Regions from separate parts of the Homo sapiens genome. Here all the other regions are linked to region 1. Evidence: read pairs that join two places in POLR2A ChIA-PET (ENCODE). Cell type or tissue: OCI-LY7. All regions are shown on one strand.

Evidence for each region. ChIA-PET counts read pairs that join two places held together with the same protein. Peaks named below come from ENCODE experiments on the same cell type or tissue, not always from the same donor. Only the 100,000 strongest peaks of a DNase experiment are listed, where the experiment ranks them.
Region 2: POLR2A ChIA-PET joins it to region 1 with 6 read pairs; 3 of 35 experiments call an interaction of 5 or more read pairs at or near these places.
Region 3: POLR2A ChIA-PET joins it to region 1 with 6 read pairs; 3 of 35 experiments call an interaction of 5 or more read pairs at or near these places.

Annotation. Positions count from the first base shown.
Region 1 is chr3:46,542,907-46,547,906 of GRCh38, forward strand. LRRC2 (leucine rich repeat containing 2) reads right to left here. Exons shown (of 9, transcript NM_024512.5): 3 at 2,140-2,347. Among named protein-coding and RNA genes, the nearest start is that of LRRC2-AS1, 12 kb to the right of the region's middle. RefSeq lists an enhancer at 1,556-2,100. In OCI-LY7, no CTCF peak of the experiment used is centred here; DNase peaks (open chromatin) are centred at 3,005, 4,215 and 4,695; H3K4me3 peaks cover 3,511 bases; H3K27ac peaks cover 4,797 bases.
Region 2 is chr3:46,957,934-46,962,933 of GRCh38, forward strand. The region is part of intron 1 of CCDC12 (coiled-coil domain containing 12); the gene reads right to left. Among named protein-coding and RNA genes, the nearest start is that of CCDC12, 16 kb to the right of the region's middle. RefSeq lists enhancers at 2,533-2,632, 2,680-3,181. In OCI-LY7, no CTCF peak of the experiment used is centred here; a DNase peak (open chromatin) is centred at 2,396; H3K27ac peaks cover 3,431 bases.
Region 3 is chr3:47,386,944-47,391,943 of GRCh38, forward strand. The region is part of intron 1 of PTPN23 (protein tyrosine phosphatase non-receptor type 23); the gene reads left to right. Among named protein-coding and RNA genes, the nearest start is that of PTPN23-DT, 8.0 kb to the left of the region's middle. In OCI-LY7, no CTCF peak of the experiment used is centred here; no DNase peak of the experiment used is centred here.

The DNA of each region.
Region 1 (5,000 bases):
CCAGAAGCTCCACAGCCCATTCCTTCCCTCCTGACCTCTTGCAGGGGCCAGGCAGGCTGCCAGGTGTGACTTTGGAGGCCACAAATCCCTCACTGCCACAGAGCACTCTAAGAGGCTGAAAAATCCCTTAACACACACAGCCTTTCACTCCTTAGTCAGAGGTGAGGCCGAAGCACAAGCTCTCTGGGGGAGGAAAACGGTAACTGAAATTCACTCTAAAGAATATGTGGGGCCCAGAGTCTTCCTGGACTCTCCTGTACTCAATCACAACAGAGTACGGCTTAGGGGATGGCGTATGGGGACAAAGAGATTGCAAGTTTTGAGGACGCCATCCACCTGGTTCACAATGGAGGTCTCTCCCAGCCTGCTGAATTCTAACCATCTTCCCATTCCCTTTACCATACCGGGCACATTAAACACGCTTTACAGGCCAGGTGCAGTGACTCACGCCTGTAATCCCAGCACTTTGGGAGGCCGAGGCGGGCGGATCACGAGGTCAGGAGATCGAGACCATCCTGGTTAACACGGTGAAAACCCGTCTCTACTAAAAATACAAAAATTTAGCCGGGTATGGTGGCGGGTGCCTGTGGTCCCAGCTACTCGGGAGGCTGAGGCAGGAGAATGGCGTGAACCCGGGAGGCGGAGCTTGCAGCGAGCTGAGATCGCACCACTGTGCTCCAGCCTGGGTGACAGAGCGAGACTCCATCTCAATTAATAATAATAATAATAATAATAATAATAATAAATAATAAATACCCTTTACAATGATTTTCAAAAGGTAGATTGTGAAACATGAGGGCTCGTGACAGGTTCTCCAGGTGAACTGGACACCCTTACAGGGTAAGTGCCACACCCAGGATCGTGTTTACTGGCCAATGGTATTTAATTAACAATCCAGACATGCCTCCCTTCGTGCCCTAGAATAGGCAGCCCGTTACCTACTGATCTCAATGATGGGGATGCAAGGGAAAGAACAGTAAAGAGGTTTACAGTAATAACCTCTTGCATTTTTGGAGAACTGTATACTTTACAGAATATTCATGCACTTCATCCTCTCAATAGCACTCAGATAGGGTCAGGGCAAGCATTAGCAGCATTTTACTGATAAGAATGATAAAAACCCATAAAAGTGATATGCATTTTTATCAAATGATAAAAACCACCTCGGATCACATGGCTAATAAAAGACAGCCCCAGGTCACGCAAAATATTTAGTCTCTCCACCGAGTCCTTTTAGTCACAAAATGGCAGGGTAATAGGCTCAAGCTCAGGAATTCGAGACCAGCCTGGGCAACCTGGCAAAACCCCGCCTCTAGGAAAAAAATACAAAGCCCGGGCGTGGTGGCTCTTGCCTGTAATCCCAGCACTTTGGGAGGCAAAGGCGGGCAGATCACCTGAGGTCAGGAGTTCGAGACCAACCTGGCCAACATGGTGAAACCCCGTCTCTACTAAAAATACAAAAATTAGCCAGGCATGGTGGCACACACCTGTAGTCCCAGCTCCTCGGGAAACTGAGATCTCGCCACTGCACTCCAGCCTGGGTGACAGAGCAAGACTCTTGAACAAAACAAAACAAAACAAAAAAGACACAAAATGGCAAGATACAAAGAGATGGACGGAGGGTCCCAGGGAACCCTGTCCCGATGAAATGGGCAATAGCCCAAGTTATTATGGGACCTGAGGAAAGAAAGATGGAATTGTCTTTGCCCTGGCCTCAGAATCTCAGGACAGGAAAACCAGATAAAGGATCTGCAGAAATTCCTTTGCTGCCCTTCGGCACTTCGGCAAGTAAGTAATTGCCCACTGCCAGGGCGTTAGTTGAATGAAAGGCGCCGTCACTTAAATTGATGTTTTTTAAAGACAAAGAATTATGTTAAGGGTCTAGGGCGGGGAACAGGAGAGGAACGCATCCTGAAAGACTGTGCTGCCCAGGAGAGGGCACGTGCATCCCAGCTGCTCAGCCACAGAGGTATCCAAGTGGGTCCCATCACTGCTTCCAGGACTGCGCTGCGTTTCACTGAGGAAGGGACAGAAGAACCTCCTCTAAAGGCAAAAGCATTCATTCATTCATCCTTGGGCTCAGGCGAGCAGCAGTCATCGACCACAGCACTGCATTGGGCGAGAACTGCCTCGACTCACCGTCCAGTGCTCCCCAGAAAGTTCAAACACAAACGCACTGCTCCGTTTGCCTCTGTCCTTGGGAAGTGAACTCTGCCTTGTGAGAGTGTTCCTTTCAATCTTGTCCAGAAGCCGCACGCTGGTGTCTATGAAGCCATTCTTGCAGTATACAGCCTGGGGGATGCCCTTCCTCCTGCATTCGGCCACAAAGTTCCACTCCTCCTTTATCCTAAAACAGGCAGCAGGGGTCACAGTTACTCTCCTGGGGACTGGCCATCACCTGCCTAGAGAAGTGAGTCAGCCACCTGGGCATAGGTGCTCTCCTTGTCATTCCCAGGCCTACGTAAGCACTCCCTTCCTCTTTCCTCCCTGCTGTGGGGGTGCAGGGGAAACCCTAAACCCTTTTGTGAATTATTAGTAACTTCAACTTTAAAAGTAGAGAAGATGGGTTAGATGGAATTTCTGGCTATGCGTTTAATTATAATTTCCTTTGAAATTATATCATGCCAACCTAAGTTTTAAAAAAGTGCAGGGCCACAGGGATTCACTGATCTTTCAAGGGTATTTGAATAGAAATACAGAGGAGCTTCAGTGTATAAAACACCTGACTTTGGAATGTCACCATCAGCCACCTTGGGGAATTTTATTCCTGTAGATGGACCTGAGGTCCACTCAGACACTGGAGCTGGCTGAGGACTCAGCATCCCCACCAAACCTCACCACCCCACGTGTCGCTAATTTTCTGACCTATCTTTTAGAGCTTTCCACATCCATAGCTTATCCCCCAGCTTGATGCTAAGCTCCATGATGACAGCTAGTGTGTCTCACAGCCCTTCAGATGCCCACACAGCTGTCAGAACAGGGCTCTGCACCTGGTGGGCCTTTCTTCATTTAGGAATTTGTTTTCTGTTTGAGGCCTTTAACATATTCTATGTGATGCAAAACAAGATGTTTTGTGGTTTTCCTTCAAAACCATCAAACACAGATGTTGTCTGACTCAAAATAAGGTAGCCCACCTTTGATAGGGGCTTAGATGCATTCCACACTCAGAAAAGCATTCCACACCCTACTCAGCCCAACTGGGAACCTGGCGGCAGTCAGGATTCAGGTCTTCTGGGGGCTACTTTAGAAACCAGCTGCAGGTGCAGACTTGGTCTTCACGTGGCCCAAGGCAGTATATACACTAAATAAGTGTGAGATAAGCCCCATGGTCAAGGAACAATCCTAGTATGGAAACTCTCTGCTGTTATCTGAAGGAAGGGTGGTTCAGAGTCTCAGTTAGGCTGTAGGGTGGCACTGTGGGGCACAGGCAAGCCTGCCATTGGAGTGGTTAGGAGGGGTCTGAAGGTTTACTGCACCTGGGACAAGACCAGCTTCTAGGACTGGGCATGCGGGAAGTCCCAGTCTGGACCACCAGGCACTGTCAAGTGTAAGGAGAAATTTCAGATTTTGAAAGAAGCAAAACACAGATGGATAGCCTTTTCCCGGAATGCCGGAGCCTCCAGGGGATTCTCTGATTCTATAGGTATGTACCTTTGACTTTGACTAAGCTATTTTATAACTCTGTAGAGAGTAAAGTTAACTTGTAGAAAACGGAAAGCCATACAAATAATTCTTATCCATAAACACACAGAAATTCTATCCAGTGGAGGGACAACCCTCTCCCACCCCCAGAAACACCAATTTGCTCCTTTTTTTTTTTTTTTTTTTTTGAGACAGAGTTTTGCTCTGTCACCCAGGCTGGAGTGCAATGGCACAGTCTCAGCTCACTGCAACCTCCACCTCCCACGTTCAAGCGATTCTCCTGCCTCAGCCTCCCCAGTAGCTGGGATTACAGATGCCTGCCACAGTTTATATCCCATTATCTCCCTGCTCTACACCTGCCCCCACACAGTAAATGAGATGAAGGAAAACTCATAACCTTGCACACTGGTCTGGCTTTGAAAGGAAAACATATTCATGGATCCCATTGTAATCACCTCCTGGCATCCATCCTTAACTCCCTTGCCCCTCTCTTGGTGTCAGTGGCATTTGCATTTGCTGTTATGCCTGCCTGCAACCCTTGTTCTTAGATTTCTGCAGGGCTGGCTCCCCAGGTCTACATGCAAATGTCACCTTCTTAATCAGATGTTTTGCTTTTAAGAAACCATTTCAGATATTGCTGGAGTTTCATGCTTGCCATTCAACTGAGGGAAGCTGGAACATTTGAAGAAAAACATTTTGCTGACAGCACTGGCTGGCACAGCTCTATAGGTCTCAGTCCCAGTGAGCTGCGCTGGGGAAAACCACCCAGCAATCCATGAGTCAGGGCTTCAGGATCTACATATGAAGTCTATAAGTAATATAACAAAAGTGATAAATTTAAAAATATTGCCAGGTGCAGTGGTTCAGGCAGGAGGAACACTTGAGGCCAAGAGTTTGAGACCAGCCTGGGAAACAAAGTGAGACCCCTGTCTCTACAAAAAATACAAGAAAAAAAAAAGAAAGCGGGGCTGGTGGCACATGCTTGTAGTCCCAGCTACTCAGGAGGCTGAGCTAGGAAAACTGTTTAAGCCCTGGAAGTCGAGGCTGCAGTGAGCTATGATCACACCACTGCACTCCAGCCTGGGCAACAGAAAGAGACTTGTCCCAAAAAAATTACAAGAAAAAAAAAAATATATATATAACATATGTGTGTGTGTATGTGTGTGTGTGTGTGTGTGTGTGTGTCAGCACATGAAGGGATATGAATTTAAAAGCAGAAGAAAGTGCTGAAAGAGAAGTGGGCTCCTCTGGGAGAAGTTGTAGTGGCTTGGAATTGTTGCTTTTCCTTATTAGCTTTTCTGTGTGATTTAGTTTTATAACCATATGATAAAAATGAATTTTAAATATCTACCTGTAGA
Region 2 (5,000 bases), 420 kb after region 1:
CTCCATCTCAAAAATAAAAAAATAAATACACACACACACACACACACACACACACACACACACATATATATGTAAAGCTAATAGAACCAGTGCCCTTACACAAAGGCTAGAATGTAACAAAAGCCCACCAAGAGTTTGGCCTAGGCCTTTCCTGAGCCTTGAAGCACGACAAGATAACGAAGAATTCTTAACAGGATCTGTTTAGGATTAAATAAGTTTTATTGGCGGTCTGAAGAAACTCCCCAGGCCTCCACAAACAAGTTTATTGGGAGACTAAAAGGAACGCCCCAAACCTCCATGATTTAGCAGGAGACAAGATAAGGGTAATCACCCCAGCACCTGGACCCATTATATTAAGTAAACTTACTGAGGGTCCAGAGGAAGGTCTTCAGGACTCAGATCTTAGTTATAGACTAGAAGAAGTTAATCATTTAAGTCTTTAGATGAATGCACATTTACACATAGATGTATAGCTTAGAAGATATACAAGCTCTGGAAAACTTTGTAATTTTGAATTGGTCTGGTGATAATTTCCAGGCCTTCTCCCTGTAACCAGCTGCAGAAATAAAAAAAACTCCCTTCTCTCCCAGTTCATCTGCATCTCGTTATTGGGCCAAGGGAATAAGCAGCCCGACCCTCGGTTTGGTTCTGGAACAAACGCATCCAGCACTTTATAGAGCTCAAAGTTGCGTTACATTCCATTGTTCATCCAATCCCCAACGAGAACCCAAGATAAGGGCAGGGCAAAGGTTGTGATGCCCACTCCGCGAAAGGAGGAGCTGAGACTCGGGATGTTTGTTAAGTGTTCTATGAGCTTGGTCCCAGCATCCTCCCCAACTCTCCTGACCACCACAAAGGCCAGTCACTGATGTAAGCCAAGGCCCTTACCTGAGCTAGGAGCCATCTCTCCATTCCCTCCATGCCAACACACAGCTGAGCATGAAATATACCAGACCCCAGCATCAGGCACCCCAGTATGAAATGCAAAATTCTTTACAAGTCAATTTCCAGGCAAGTCAGAGGTTTACACAGCAACAAAATGTGCTGAAGCTCCTAGACTAGAAGCTATTTTAACCTCTGGTCAGCTGCTTCTTGGAGTGTCACAATCTGAGAAGTAAAGGTAAGACAGCTGTCTGCTCTCTGGTGTGATCTACAAGTGATAAAAATCCTAATTAAACCAAATTTAAACAAGTCAGAACTGGCACATTTTTTTGTGGGGGGAAATACTGCTTCACAAGGTCTTATCCCCACCTACACACACTTCCTTTAGCTACAAAGCGTTTTTAAAAATCCACATGCTCAGCATATGGAAAGGTTGAGAAAGCAGAACCACATGAGGAGTCAATACCCAGCACTAACAACTGTGTACTGTGGTACTCTGGGCCAGTTTAGCTTCTCAGAGCTGCAGTTTCTTCAACTGCTAGATGGCATGACTTAAGGGTACGCATGTGAGTGACAGCCCTACACTGTGGCTGGCACAGAGTACGTCCTCAGTCAGTAGGCGCCAACCACAGTGATGATGATGGTGGAGCCTGAGACTCTCACCTGTGTCTTCGGGGTGAGGCCCTCTCATCCCGTGACAAAGGGGTCACATAACAGATCCCCACATTCATGCCTTGTTCCTTCCCTCAGTTCACCCAGAGCAGCCATCAGTGTCACCCGGAGGAAGCCCCAGCCCTTGCCCTCGAGCTACCACAGTTGAGAAGAGCAGACCCTACACGTGTGCAGAGAATATGAATCCAAGTCAGAAAACGCTAGCCAGTGTGGGGGGACAGGGAGGTGGCAAGGAAGAAGGGCCTTCCACAGATCATCTTCCCAAATTCAGACCACCTCCATGCCTGCCTGTTCTGCTCCTGCCCCTCCTCTGCCTAAAATCCCTCCACCTCTTTCACACCTGGAAACAGCTATCACTCTCCATGCCATCCACTCAATCCCTCAAGTGTTTTCTCAGCACCTCTACCAGCTCAGGCTCTGTCTTGTGAGTTATGCAGCCTGGGACAAAGCCCAAATGGGGACACTACTCATAAGCCAACCAATGAGATAAAGCAGGGTATGTATATCGATACTGGGTTGAGCGCTCTCCTCCACGCGACATGCATGCAAGTGTTGTCCCCCATCCCCTGTCCATGCCCTCCCTCCAAGACACTGACAGCTCTCCTCTGCCCCTCCTCCGTGGATGGCAGTATACAGTATTATACCTGGGGGTACACAGATCAGCCTTCCCACAGGGCCCCAGCCTGACCGTGCTTGAGGCAAGGGCCAGCCTCACTGACCCCATTTCCCACCCAGGCTCTGTGCACAGAGAGGCCTCAACAATAACACTTGTAACAGCCAGATGTGGAAACTGACTCCTCACCCCAGACACAGCCCAGCATTCACTCTCACTTCCTACATAGATGGAAGCTGCCTGAGTCATGGACTCCTGGGCCCAGGACAGGAAAGTCCTGCTTTAACCAGATGATGTCAAACACAGGTGCTTTTTCTTCAGGATTCAAATTACCCTGCAAGAAATCTAGTGGTGCCCTGCCCTGAAAACAATGGGAGGGGGGCTGTCCTTGAAAGGACAAATGTTTTCTGCTCCAGCCACTCACATTTTCTCTAGACAGAGCAGCTCTTTAGAGCCCTGAATCAAAACAGCCCAGGAGTGTGGATGTTACTGCCACAGGGCACCGTTGCCGAAGCAACTGTTTTTCCTCTTGGAATTCTTTCAAGGATACAAGCTGTTGCTTCCCTCCAAAACAAAACCAGGGAGAAGCCAGGGCCCCAGAATTTAAGGGAAAGCTCCGAAGGAAGGAAGAGGGCCAGGCATGACTGAGCCTTATCAAGCTCGCTATGGGGTCTCCCAGATCTCCGAACAACTGGCTTAGAAACAGCAAGTCCGTCTCAGCTGCTGAAGGTGTATGTGTAGGGAAAGGCAAATTGTGGGTATGGAGGTATAAAGGTGGTGCTGCTTATGTGTGTTTTGAGGTGTGTATGAGATATGTATTGGTGTAAAGGGGTTGGGGTTTGTAGGTGTGGGTTGGGGGCATGTGGAGGGGTGCTGTGGAGTGTTGGAGGTGTGCAGGGAATGGGAGGGTGTGGGGAGAAGGGAGGTACTATTGTGGGGGGAAGTGTGTGGGGTAGGGCCTGGGGTGTGTGGTGGTGTTGTGAGGTTAAGGGAGTGTAAGGAGGTGGGATGCACTGTAGGCAGGGGGCTGGGTGTGGAGAGTACATGCTGTATGTGCATGTGTATATGCGCTGGAGGTGGGTTGGAGGTATGTGGGATAGGTTACAGAAAATATTCCAAGATGATATATGAGACATCTTCTCCAGAAACAAAAATATGAATTGCATTTCATTTCTGTATTACAATTCTTAGTGCTACAGAATCACATGCTGCTCCCAATGTCTGCAGGGTCAATGGAAGAGCCAAAAACCATTTAAAACATACAGCCCCAGTTTGAAACAACTGACCCTGAAGCAACTATCGGAGGTAACACATATTTCTAGTCAGAACACCCCTGGCTCGGTAGGTCCAGAGTATGGACAGAGTCTGGCTAGCAGGTCAGGAGGCCAGCACTGGAGGGCCTGGCTCAGCAGGTCCTTGTCTTCCCTGGGAGTCCATGTTGTCTTTTCTCTAGTGCACAAAGCCTAAGGGGCTCAGAGTCACAGGACGCAGCATACCCACTACAGTGCCATGGGGCACCCAGGAAATGTCTGAATGTTTTGTTAAAATAAGTTTAAGAGTTGTCTCTGCCTACAAGGAACTGCCTGTCCACTGAAGGGGTGGCATGAATTGGGACTTAGAAGCATGAAAAAACAAATATATTTTAGCAGCTACCACTGCTACTACTACTACTACTATATGTACAATGACAATTATCAGGATGTTATGGAAGGTTAACAGCATGATCATAAACAGTGCATGCCAATTAAGTCACGGGAAACTCTTCTAAAACACAAATGTCAAATATCAAATAGTGCCAAGTCACTGATACCCATATGGGGAGAAAAAGAATCTTGATCCCTACGCACACCACACAAAAGTAAATTCGAGATGGGTTAGAGGTCTAAAGGTTAAAGTAAAACAAGCAAACTTCTAGATTATAACATAAAAGAATATCATCTAGACCTATATGTAGGCAACTATTTCCTTAAACAGGCCACAAAAGATATTAGAAAAAAATGATAAACTACATTAAAATTAAGAACTACTATTCGCCAAAGAATTCAATTTTGGGCCAGGTGAGGCGGCTCTCGTCTGTAATCTCAGCACTTTGGGAGGCTGAGGGGGGTGGATCATCTGAGGTCAGGAGTTCAAGACCAGCCTGGCCAACATGGTAAAACCCTGTCTCTACTAAAAACACAAAAATTAGCTGGGCATGGTGGTGGGCACCTGTAATCCCAGCTATTCAGGAGGCTGAGGCACAAGAATTGCTTGAACCCAGGAGGCGGAGATTGCAGTGAGCCAAGATTGTGCCATTGCACTCCAGCCTGGGTAACAAGAGCAAAACTCTATCTCAAAAAAAAAAAAAAAAAAAAAATTTAATTTTAAGAGCCTGAAAAGTCAAAGCCAAGGCAGGCAGAAGAGATAGTCACATCACATACACAGAACAAAGGACACATAAGGAACTTCTAGAAATCAATAGGAAAAACAGGCAACTGAATAAAAAGGAGAAGAGGTGAAAGACATGAACAGGCACTTCACATAAACATATGAAAAGATAATCCAACTTCATTAGGTAGGAAATACAAATTTAAACCACAAAAGGATGCCACTATACCTCCACCAGCCTGGCTAACATGAAAAAAACTAACTATACCAAGTATTAGAGAGGAACCGCCATACAGTGCTGGTCAGAGTGCAAAATAGTAGAGCCATTTTGCAAAAGTGTTTGACAGTATCTGTCCTATATACACCCTACGGCCTAGCAATTCCACTCCTAGGCATAGATCCTACAGATGGGTACATATGTTCACCAAGACATGTACAAGACTGGGAAGAGCAGCACAATCCATAA
Region 3 (5,000 bases), 840 kb after region 1:
GGGAGTGCTTAACAAGCATTGGTTGAATGACCTAGTCTAGTTCTAGGACCTTCTGGGAGAGGTAACCTGAGTCTTCCTCACTGTGTTGTTCAGACAGGCAAGGGGCCATTCAGAAAAGATGTGGGAACGAGGCCTTGAGTATTATTGTAGGGATTAGACAAGGGGAGGATGAAGGTATGTTTTTATCCCCAGTACTCTTGGCCTATGGCGGTTTTCTTTCAGGCTTGCTGACATGGACCAAGGAGCTGAAGATTTCACTTGGCAATACGCCATTCTCTGAATATAATTAGTCTCATTTGAAATTTAGTAGCTGAACATATACTGTATTAATTAACAATACTGGTCAGGCACGTTGGCTCATGCCTGTCATCCCAGCACTTTGGGAGGCCAAGGCAGGAGGATCAGTCAAGACCAGGAGTTTGAGACTAACCTGGGCAACAAAGCAAGACCCTGTCTCTACAAAAAAAAAAAAAAAAAAAGAAAGGTCAGGCGTGGTGTGGTGGCACACACCTGTAGTCCCTGCTACTCAGGAGGCTGAGGTGGGGGGTATGGCTTAAGCCCAGGAGGTCGAGGCTGTGGTGAACCAAGATCTCGCCACTCCAGCCTGGGTGTCAGAGACCCTGTCTCAAAAAAAAAAAAAAAAAGTTTGTTTCTTAGAGTAGCCCAAGGAATGCCCTACATTTGAGTCAACTCTGGAACTGGAGAAAAAAGAAACATAATGTAACTGGTGAATAAAGGTAAAACTAACACATGTGATGCCTTTTAATTGCCTTTTCTTCTTGTCTTATTGCTTTAATTAGCATGATGAAATTCCAAATGTTAAATTAAGAGCAAAGCATACATAGAAGAATGAGAACATACTAGTACAAGAGAAGGTGACACAGAGGGATTAATATTAGGTCTGGAGTCAGGAAATCTGTCTTGGGGTCCTAGCACTATCATTGCTTATCTGTGGTTTGCCCTTTCTCTAATCTGCAAAATCATGGCAGGACCAGGATGGTTGTTTCCAGTGATCTCACCTAGCTACAAAATTCTCTACTGTTTGGTGCTCAGTAAAATAGCAGAGTAGCATCATGGAAATAGCATAGCTATTGGAATCAGACCTTGGTTTAGGTCCCCTCTCATTCCTTTAATAGCTGAATGATCTTGAGCTGTCACAAAGATTACATAACTAATGTAGTCCTCACTTTTCTTACCTGAAACATGGAACTAATAATATACCTCATAAGCTTCTGAGAATCAAAATTAATGCTTCTAAGTTCTTTTTTATTTTTATTTTTTTAGAGATGGGGTCTTGCTGTAACACCCAGGCTGGAGTGCAAAGGCACGATCTTGGCACACTGCAGCCTCTGCCTCCAGGTCTCAAGTGGTCCGTCCACCTCATCCTCCTGAATAGCTGGGACCACAGGCACGCACCACTCTGCTAATTTTGCTTATTTTTTTTTAGAGATAAGGTCTCACTGTGTTGCGCAGGCTGGTCTCAAACACCTGGGCTTAAGTAGGTATATAAGTATATACACCTACTATGTACCCACAAAAATTAATGGGGTACTTGATATGGCCAAACAGGTATAGTAATCACATCAGGGTAAATGGAGTATCCATTACCACAAGCATTTATCCTTTCTTTGTGTTACAGACAATCCAATTATACTTTTATTTTTAAATGTAATAAATTATTGCTGACTATAGTTACCCTGTTTTGCTGTCACTACTAGATCTTTTTTTTTTTTTTTTTTGAGACAGAGTTTCGCCTTGTCACGCAGGCTAGAGTACAGTGGCACAATCTCGGCTCACCACAACCTCCGCCTCCCGTGTTCAAGCGTTTCTACTGCCTCAGCCTCCCGAGTAGCTGGGATTACAGGCACCTGCCATCATGTCCAGCTAATTTTTGTCTTTTTAGTAGAGTCTGGGTTTTGCCATGTTGGACAGGGTGGTCTCGAACTCCTGACCTCAGATGATCCACCCGCCTTGGCCTCCCAAAGTGCTGCGATTGCAGGTGTGAGCCACCACGCCCAGCCTCAAATACTAGATTGTATTCATTCTATCTAACTATATTTTTGTACTCATTAACCATTCCCACTCCACTCCCCCACCCCACTCCCACTACCCTTCCCAGCCTCTGGTATTCATCATTCTACTGTCGGTTTCCATGAATTCAGTGGTTTTAATTTTTAGCTCCCACAAAAAAGTGAGAACATGCAGAGTTTGTCGTTCTAATGCTTGTTAAGTTCTTAGTACAGGTCTTGGCCTATTGTAAACAATATTTTCACCTGAGCATCTTCCTTCCCTGTTTGGGAAATAACTCGAATCCTTATGACAGCTCTGAGCTAGACGTAGCAAGTGATATTAACCCCATTTTACACATGAAAAAAGCCAAGCCTAGGCTGGGCATGGTGACTCATGCCTGTAATCCCAGCGCTTTGGGATGCCGAGGTGGGAGGATAGCTGGAGGCCAGGAGTTCGAGACCAGCCTGGGCACCATAGCAAGACCCCTGTCTCTACAAAATAAAAATAAAAATTAGCTGGGGCCAGGCATGGTAGCTCACGCCTGTAATCCCAGCACTTTGGGAGGCCAAGGCGGGTGGATCACGAAGTCAAGGGTTCGGGACCAGGGCCTGGCGCAGTGGCTCACGCCTGTAATCCCCGCACTTTGGGAGGCCGAGGCGGGTGGATCACGAGATCAGGAGATCAAGACCATCCTGGCTAACACGGTGAATCCCCGTCTCCACTAAAAATACAAACAATTAGCCAGGCGTGGTGGCGGGTGCCTGTAGTCCCAGCTGCTCAGGAGGCTGAGGCAGGAGAATGGCGTGAACCCGGGGGGGTGGAGCTTGCAGTGAGCTGAGATGGCACCACTGCACTCCAGCCTGGGTAACAGAGCGAGACTCCGTCTCAAAAAAAAAAAAAAAAAAAAAAAGGAGTTCGAGATCAGCCTAGCCAACATGGCAAAACCCCATCTCTACTAAAAATACAAAAATTAGCTGGGTATGGCTGCATGCACCTGTAGTCCCAGCTACTTGGGAGGCTTAGGCAGGAGAATTGCTTGAACCCAGGAGGTGGAGGTTGCAGTAAGCCGAGATGGCGCCATTGCACTCCAGCCTGGGTAACAGAGCGAGACTCCGTCTCAAAAAAAAAAAAAAAAAAAAATAGCTGGGCATGGTGGCACACAGCTGTAGTCCTAGCCACACAAGAGGCTGAGGTGGGAGGATCACTTGGAGTTTGAAGCTTCATTGAGCTATGATAGTACCACTGCACTCCAGCCTGCCTGACAGAGCAAGACAATTTAAAAAAACAAAAAACAAAAACCAAGCCCAGATTTCACAGCAACTCAGGGGCACTGTTTCCCACTTGTAATCTGGTAACTCCTTTCTTTTCTTTTTCCCCTCGGTGGCTGTGATCCCTGGACGTGCCCTCACTGAGAGCTCTCCACGGGTCTTCTTTTATTCCTTCAGAAAAGGATCCCCAGCTACTTCAAAGCCTGGCTGTTTTTGGAGGTTCTCTGGTCTTCTTCCTGTTAGTTGTGTAGGTACTGGGGTCCTGTCAGGGCCTCTGGTTCTTTCTCCTCGTCTGCTGCTGGGCCTGCCTTCTCAGCCTCCATTGGAGCTTCATACTTCCCGCTAGACTGTTCCGAGTTCTGCAGAGTCCCAGACCATAGCGAAATGGGGACAAGGTCTCTGTCCCTTACTCCAGGAACTTCACCCAGCCTCTTTCTTCTTTTTTAGTGGAGGAGTGATCAGCAGTCACAGAGGATTTTGTTAGGGTTTTAAAAACATCCTTTTGCTTCTAACAGGCTGCAAATAATAATAATAACATAAATATCCTGGCTGCTCCACTGACTCACTGTGTGGCCAGGGATTCATTTTCTGTGCCTGTTTTTCAGAGTTGTTTGTAAGAACCATATTTTTAAAAAATAGAAATGCTCTGGGAGGCTGATGTGGGTCAACTGCTTGAGCCCAGGAGTTTAAGACCAGACTGGGCAACATAGTGAGACTCCCATCTCTATAAAATAAAAAAAAGTTTGGGCGTGATGGCTCATGTCTGTAATCCCAACACTTTGGGAGTCTGAGGCAGAAGGATTGCTTGAGGCTAGAAGTTCCAGACCAGCCTGGGCAATATAGCAAGACACTACCTCTACAGAAAATTAGCTGAGTATGGTGGTATGTGCCTGTAGTTCCGGCTTCTTGGAAGGCTGAGGCAGGAGAATTACTTGGACCCAGGAGTTTGAGACTGCAGTGAGCTATGGTTGCAGTACCACTGTAACTCCAGCCTGGGCAACAGAACAAGACCTTGTCTCGAAAATAAAATAAAACAATAAAAAATAAACTAAAAACAATTTAAATAGAAATGGAATGGTCTAATATGGAAAGAACATGGGCTCTGGAGCCCAAATGCCTGGGTTTCAGTCATATCCCCATCAGTTATTAGCACCGTGACCTTGGTGAATACCCTAACTCTTTGCCTCAGTTTCCTCATTTCCTCATCTGTAAAGTGGTGATGATAATAGTGTCTACCTCTTAGGGTTGTTCTAAGGATGGAGTGATTACTAGGCACTCAGCACAGTGCCTGACCTGTGGTAGGTTCTCAGTTAAGCATCTGCTGCTGATCTTATAGGAGGACGGAGATGAGATTCAGATAGAATGTGACCTCTAGGCATGATTTGCTAGGGGTGGGAGCAGCATCTTTCTGTCACCATTGTGTGAACAGCAGGGTCAGATGTTCCTAGTGATATCACGGGAAGCCTTGTTTCTAGGATGTAGGAGTCTCCTGTCCATCTGATTCCTTTGGCCTCTATCCCACGAGACCTCTGAGCTACACTTTTACTCATTTTCTCTAACCTAAGGGTGGGCAAAACCTCTTACTGCAAGGGAGTTAACCACAGAACATTCTCTCATATAGTCAAGTTTTACCTCATAGCTTAGGCCACATTTTAAAAAATATTTTAGTTAATTAATTATTTTTGAGATAGTGTCACACTCTCACCCAGGCTGGAGTGCAGT